Linked DNA regions of Homo sapiens: region 1 is linked to region 2. Evidence: read pairs that join two places in POLR2A ChIA-PET (ENCODE). Cell type or tissue: K562. All regions are shown on one strand. Links, peaks and the distances in the headings refer to the core of each region. The heading gives the core; the rest is flanking DNA. Region 1 overlaps IMPA2 (inositol monophosphatase 2). Region 2 has its middle 12 kb from the start of GNAL.

The links. ChIA-PET counts read pairs that join two places held together with the same protein. Peaks named below come from ENCODE experiments on the same cell type or tissue, not always from the same donor. Only the 100,000 strongest peaks of a DNase experiment are listed, where the experiment ranks them.
Region 1: POLR2A ChIA-PET joins it to region 2 with 5 read pairs; 3 of 35 experiments call an interaction of 5 or more read pairs at or near these places.

The regions. Positions count from the first base shown.
Region 1 is chr18:12,025,625-12,028,545 of GRCh38, reverse strand. IMPA2 (inositol monophosphatase 2) reads right to left here. Exons shown (of 8, transcript NM_014214.3): 6 at 395-503. Among named protein-coding and RNA genes, the nearest start is that of IMPA2, 46 kb to the right of the region's middle. In K562, for the core only: no CTCF peak of the experiment used is centred there; no DNase peak of the experiment used is centred there; H3K27me3 peaks cover 955 bases.
Region 2 is chr18:11,675,575-11,678,495 of GRCh38, reverse strand. No RefSeq gene overlaps it. Among named protein-coding and RNA genes, the nearest start is that of GNAL, 12 kb to the left of the region's middle. In K562, for the core only: no CTCF peak of the experiment used is centred there; a DNase peak (open chromatin) is centred at 1,395; H3K27me3 peaks cover 393 bases.

The sequences.
Region 1 (2,921 bases), core at 169-2,668, 350 kb before region 2:
AGTGGTCTCACATGGCTAGGGCTCACAGCACAGCCCTACTGGGAAGGCAAGAGACAAAGAGGATTCACTGGGCTTTGATAAACCTGTCTGACGCCAGGCCCCCTCGGGAAGGACTGTAAGTATTTGCACCATTCGCTGGTTGAGCAGCATGAGGTCAGTTCCATGGATTCTGATCAGAAGCAACACAGGTGCCCACGCATCTCCAGAGGCCTGGCTATAGGAGTATCTACTGCAGGCGGGCCCCTCACAGGGCTTCCCTGAGTCTGATGTTCATGTGCCCCTCCCACTCTTTCCACGTCAGGCTTCCTCCTCAAATCCCAGGGGAGTTTTAGCAAGTCCGTGTTCCGTTCTTCCTCCTCGGGCTGCAGGGTGTTCCCCGAACTGAACCTCCTACCCATGCGCCTTGGCATGCAGCAGCCGCTCCATGTTACTCAGGAACAGCTTCAGGGTCGCAGGGTCACGTTTGGGGCCAATTTCTGTCAGAACCAAGGCCTTTGAGAGATCTGCAATAAAAAGAATTTCCTGTCACCAGAAAAATCAAGTCTTGGTTCTAACTAAGGAGTACAGGCTTCCAACGTGAGCCTTTCTTTCTCAGAGTAAGGATCATCTTTCGACTGGTTCATGCTGAATGCTTTTTTGATATCTATGTTGAAAACTAAGGATGGACCGGGCACAGTGGATCGTGCCTGTAATGCCAGCACTTTGGGAGGCTAGGGAACAAGGATCACCTGAGGCCATGAGTTCCAGACCAGCCTGGGCAAGATGGTGAGACTCCATCTCTGCAAAAAAAAAAAAAATTAAAAGTAGCTGGGCATGGTGGCACAGGCCTGTAGTTGCAGCTACTCAGGAGGCTGAGGTGGGAGGATTGGTTGAGCCCAGGGGTTCAAGGCTGCTGTCAGCCATGATTGCGCCACCACATTCCAGCCTGGAGGACAGAGCAAGTCCCTGTTTCTTTAAAAAAAAAAAAAAAAAAAAAAATCACCATCATTCAACCAAAAAGAAAAGCAAAATGACTCCAAACTGGGAACACTCAATGTTTGGAGGGAAAAAATGCTTCATTAATCGTCTAACTGCTGCAATCGCAACGATAGAAATACCATTTTCTTGGAGAAAGCAACTTTTAAATAATGCTGCTTTGGAAAGGGAAGCTGCAGGAGTGAGCCCTCTGGATGCAGGGGGGTGCCGACACCTGGAATTCATGGCCTGCCGTTTATGTAACAGCAGGCGAGGCTGCCAGGGCTGGCAAGCCTGGCTCAGGGCAGGACGTGACCGGGATTCTGCTCCTGTCCCTGACTCACTGCTGGGGATCAGAGCAGTTTGTCCTTGTTGTGCCACACACCCAAACACAGCCAAACTTCGGTCATGTCCCGTCAGGCCTCACTGCCCGGGCAGGACAGTGCCAAACCAGGTGTGCTCCATGACAAAATAAAGCCACTCCCAAAGTCGGGGGAAACAAATCCTATCACATTACTGCACTCAATGGACCCAGTTCTGTGTCACCACTTTCAAATTCTCCGCTCACCCAGGAAATCTCTCAGCCAGAATCCAGGTCCAAGTGTCCCTTTTCTTCCATGGAAACTCTCATTTTACACCTTAAAGCACTTTCTGCAAAACACCTGGCTCCACACCAAAGCAACCTGCCTGCCCTCAGGAGGTCCAGATCATTCACCGCCGGCCATGCCCAGCACTGAAGCTGAGCTATGAGGGCACTCCTGCCCTGGGACTGGCAGCAGGCCCTCCACAGATACCACCTGAGCCCTGCAGCTGCCACCCACAGCTGGGACAAAAGGCGGCTGTTCCAGGTGCTCCCTAATCCACACAGGATCTGCAGACAGGCTCCAGCAACCCTTCCATTCCTTACCCTCCAAACCCCACCCTCACCTGGCCACAAACAGATGGTATTTTTTCCGGGGTGGGGGTGGGGAAGGCTTCCATTAAAGAAAGAGACATCAGCAGACCCAGGCTGAGTGGGCACTCGATAAACAGTTACTGAATGAATGAGTGCTTTCCCTCAAATGCCAGCGCTCAAGAAGGTAGGATTGGAGTCTTTGTTTTGATTTGGTTCATTAAATTACTAGTATTTTAATTTATGGGAGAAATGTTTGAGGCAGAATTTTGTTGGCTAATCTAAGAATCTAAATACTATATACAATACTGATTTTGGGGGTAAACTAATTCTGAATTACGAATATTTTAGTTAGAAATGCTCTTTTGGTCGGGCGCGATGGCTCACGCCTGTAATCCCAACATTTTGGGAGGCTGAGGCGGGCAGATCACCTGAGGCTGGGAGTTCAAGACCAGCCTGACCAACATGGAGAAACCCCATCTCTATTAAAAATGCAAAATTAGCCAGGCATGGTGGTGCATGCCTGTAATCCAAGCTAGCAGGAGGCTGAGGCAGGAGAATCGCTTGAACCCGGGAGGCGGAGGTTGCAGTGAGCCAAGATCACACCATTGCATTCCAGCCTGGGCAAGAAGAGCAAAACTCCATCTCAAAAAAAAAAAAAAAAATGCTCTTTTGAAATATAATAATATGGTAATCTGGGGAATGCGTGTTAAATTAAAATTAAAAAATAGAAATTGGACTCACAAGAAGAGATACAGATGGCAAATAAGCATATAGAAAGATGCTCCACATCATATGTCCTCAGGGAAATGCAGATTAACAACGAGACAAAGCCAGGAGCATGGCTTACGCCTGTAATCCCAGCACTTTGGGAGGCTGAGGCGGGAGGATCAGGAGTTTGAGACCAGCCTGGCCAACATGGTGAAACCCCGTCTCTATTAAAAATACAAAAATTAGCCGGGTATGGCAGCACGTGCCTGTAATCCCAGCTACTCAAGAGGCTGAGGCAGGAGAATCGCTTGAACCTGGGAGACAGACGTTGCGGTTAGCCAAGATCACACCACTGCACTTTAGC
Region 2 (2,921 bases), core at 109-2,608:
GCTACTGTGAGTAGTGCTGCAGTGAACATGGGAGTGTAGACAGCTCTTCAACATACTGATTGCAATTCCTTTGCGTACATGCCCAGTAGAGGGATTGCTGGAACATATGGCAATTCTATTTTTAGTTTTTTGAGGAAACTCCATACTGTATTTTATATTTAAAAATTGCTAAGAGTAGATTCTTTTTTCTTTTATGACTTACATGGACCACAACATCAAGAATAGCAAAGGTGATGACTCACGACATCCCTTGTCCCAACACCAGAACAAGAGACAATACCAGAACATCAGGGGCAGGTGACAATGTAACACGAGTGGTGCAGCGCCCGTGGCCAAGGAGTTAATTTCATGCTGTCACTAACAGTGTCATAGTCTACGGCTAGACCGTGCGGGAGAAGGCAAGCCCAAAATCGTCAGACTGCATCAGGACTCAGGAGGAAGAGATGCAAACTGTCTCAGAGATAGTTTCTGTGAGATAGAAGGTAGGTGAGAAATGGCCTGAGAGCAACTCCTCATAACACTCCAGGAGAGTCACAGGGCATCCTACATCAGCATAAGAGCAGCTGTGGCTAAGCCTTCCTTATGTGGCATGAAAGTAGATTCTCAAATGTTTTCACCACAAAAAAAACTAGTAAGTATAGGAGGTGATGTATATGTTAATTAGCTTGACTTAATCATTCTACAATGTAAACAAAAATCAAAACATCACATTGTACCCTATACATACATAAATTCGTGCCAGTTAAAAATTTAAAAAATGGAATGTAATCTATTTAATTCTAATTGTAAAGCCGCTAATATTTCTTGCGCAAAATAGCTTTATGTTCTAGTGTAGTACCCCACATAGTTCGCTTGTGGACGTGGACTTAGATTCTGGATTTTTTTTTTCTACTCGGACTCTGCCAGAAAAACACCAATAAGAAAACTAAAAACAACCACCCAAATGCTACACCTCCAGTAAGAAGGAACTCAGGAAGTAAAGGGAGAGCTTAATAACTATGTGCTCCTTTAACGATTGATAAAATATTGCAAAAAATGAAATTTACACGAGACATTTTCTGGTAATTTCATTTATCTAATCCAAGATCATCATGGTGAATTGCTCAGGGAGATACTTTAGCACAGTACTCAGAAAATGAGGTATTAAATGAATTACTGGGCATAAAGTTTAACTGTGTAAACAGTGAACTGTGAATATATTTTTAAATATCATGGTTGTGATGAAAATAATTATTTAACAACTGAAACAGAGCAGCAGCATTTGGACAAGCTGATGAAGCCTGACGCGTCTCACAATTTTCAGATCTCTTGGCTCCCATTCTGGTCACTTCGCATCACACACCAGCCTCCTGCTGTGAGCACCCAATGTCATGACTCACGCTACACGTGGTGGGCTGCTGGATAACCTATGGGCATGTACGTGTTTGGAAGGGTGTGTGTGTGTGTCTGACCACTCACTGGTGTATTTCTAGTGCCTGGAACATTGCCCAGCACACACTAGGCACTCAGTAGATACCAGTGCTTGTCAGTAGATACCAGTGCTTGTCAGCTATAGTGCTGTGTATGACACATCATCTCTCAGAAACTTCTCTTTTTGTTCAGTTTTATTTTTCTTAAAGTTATATACATATCATTTAGAGGCAAATTATTCTCTAATGTGTATGAGAAACTAGCTTTCCTCTGCCAGTCTTCCCACCCATTTCTTACTCTCAGGAAGCAACCAATTTCAACTTTCTTAGCTCTTCTTTTTAAAAAAATTATTTTATTCTTCCGATTTCCATGTTGACATTCCTACATCTCGATTATTCCGTTTCAGGCATAATCTTTGGGCCTCCCATTAGGGAAGATGGGAATTCAGCTCCCGTTATCACCTCTTGCTCACCCTCCACGCCAAACCCGACCCTTCACGTCACACTCCCTTGTCATGCCCTCTCAGAAATCCCAAGAGAGTGTCACTGAAACTTACATCACCATTTGGTATTTATTATGACTAGGTAAATCACATTTACCGGTCAGCCAGTTAGTAAAACAGAATCGCTTTTCCACTTCTACATACTGTTACGTTTCCTCTGAGTAAGTAATCCCTTTTGTCTATACTGGTTTTCTATGTTCTTATTACTAATTCCACTCCACATTCTGCCCCGCTCCCTCCACCAGCGTAAGTATCTCCTCTGATCACATTCAAATCCATTTGCATGATCAATTTTGTCTTCTTTCAGAAGTGGCTCTCGGTTTCCATCTGCTCCCACCTGGATGGGTGGTGCCCTCCGTCTGTTAATGAAAATTGTTGGGGCTCTCTCTTCACAAGGAAATGGCCTCAGCCTAGATATTTTCACTCCTTTTCCATCTTTTTTTCCTATTTTATTACATGGTTGAAAACACAAAAATTAATTATTACATAACACTTCATCATTAGACATACGTTATTTTTGTTATTCATTCTGATGTTTTCCTTAGCAAATGTTGCTAGAAGCAGTATTATTGGCTTAAATGAATTAATTTAAAAAAACAGACTTTGTTTTTTAGGGCAGTTTTAGGTCCATAGTGAAACTGAGCAGAAGGTACAGAGAGTTCGCACACACCCCACCCCACACATACACAGCCTCCCTCCCTGCCAACATCCCCAGCTAAGTGGTTCATTTCTTACCACTGATGAGCCTACATTGATACACCATTGTCACCTAGATTCCATGGTTTATATTAGGGTTCACTCTTGGCATTGTACATTCTATGGGCTTGAACAAAAAATTTTTTTTTTTTTCAGACTGAGTCTCGGTCAGTCGCCCAGGTTGGAGTGCAGTGATATGATCTCAGCTCACTGCAACCTCCACCTCCCAGGTTCAAGTGATTCTCCTGCCTCAGCCTCCCTAGTAACTGGGATTGCAGGCGCCTGACATCACGCTCAGCTAATTTTTGTATTT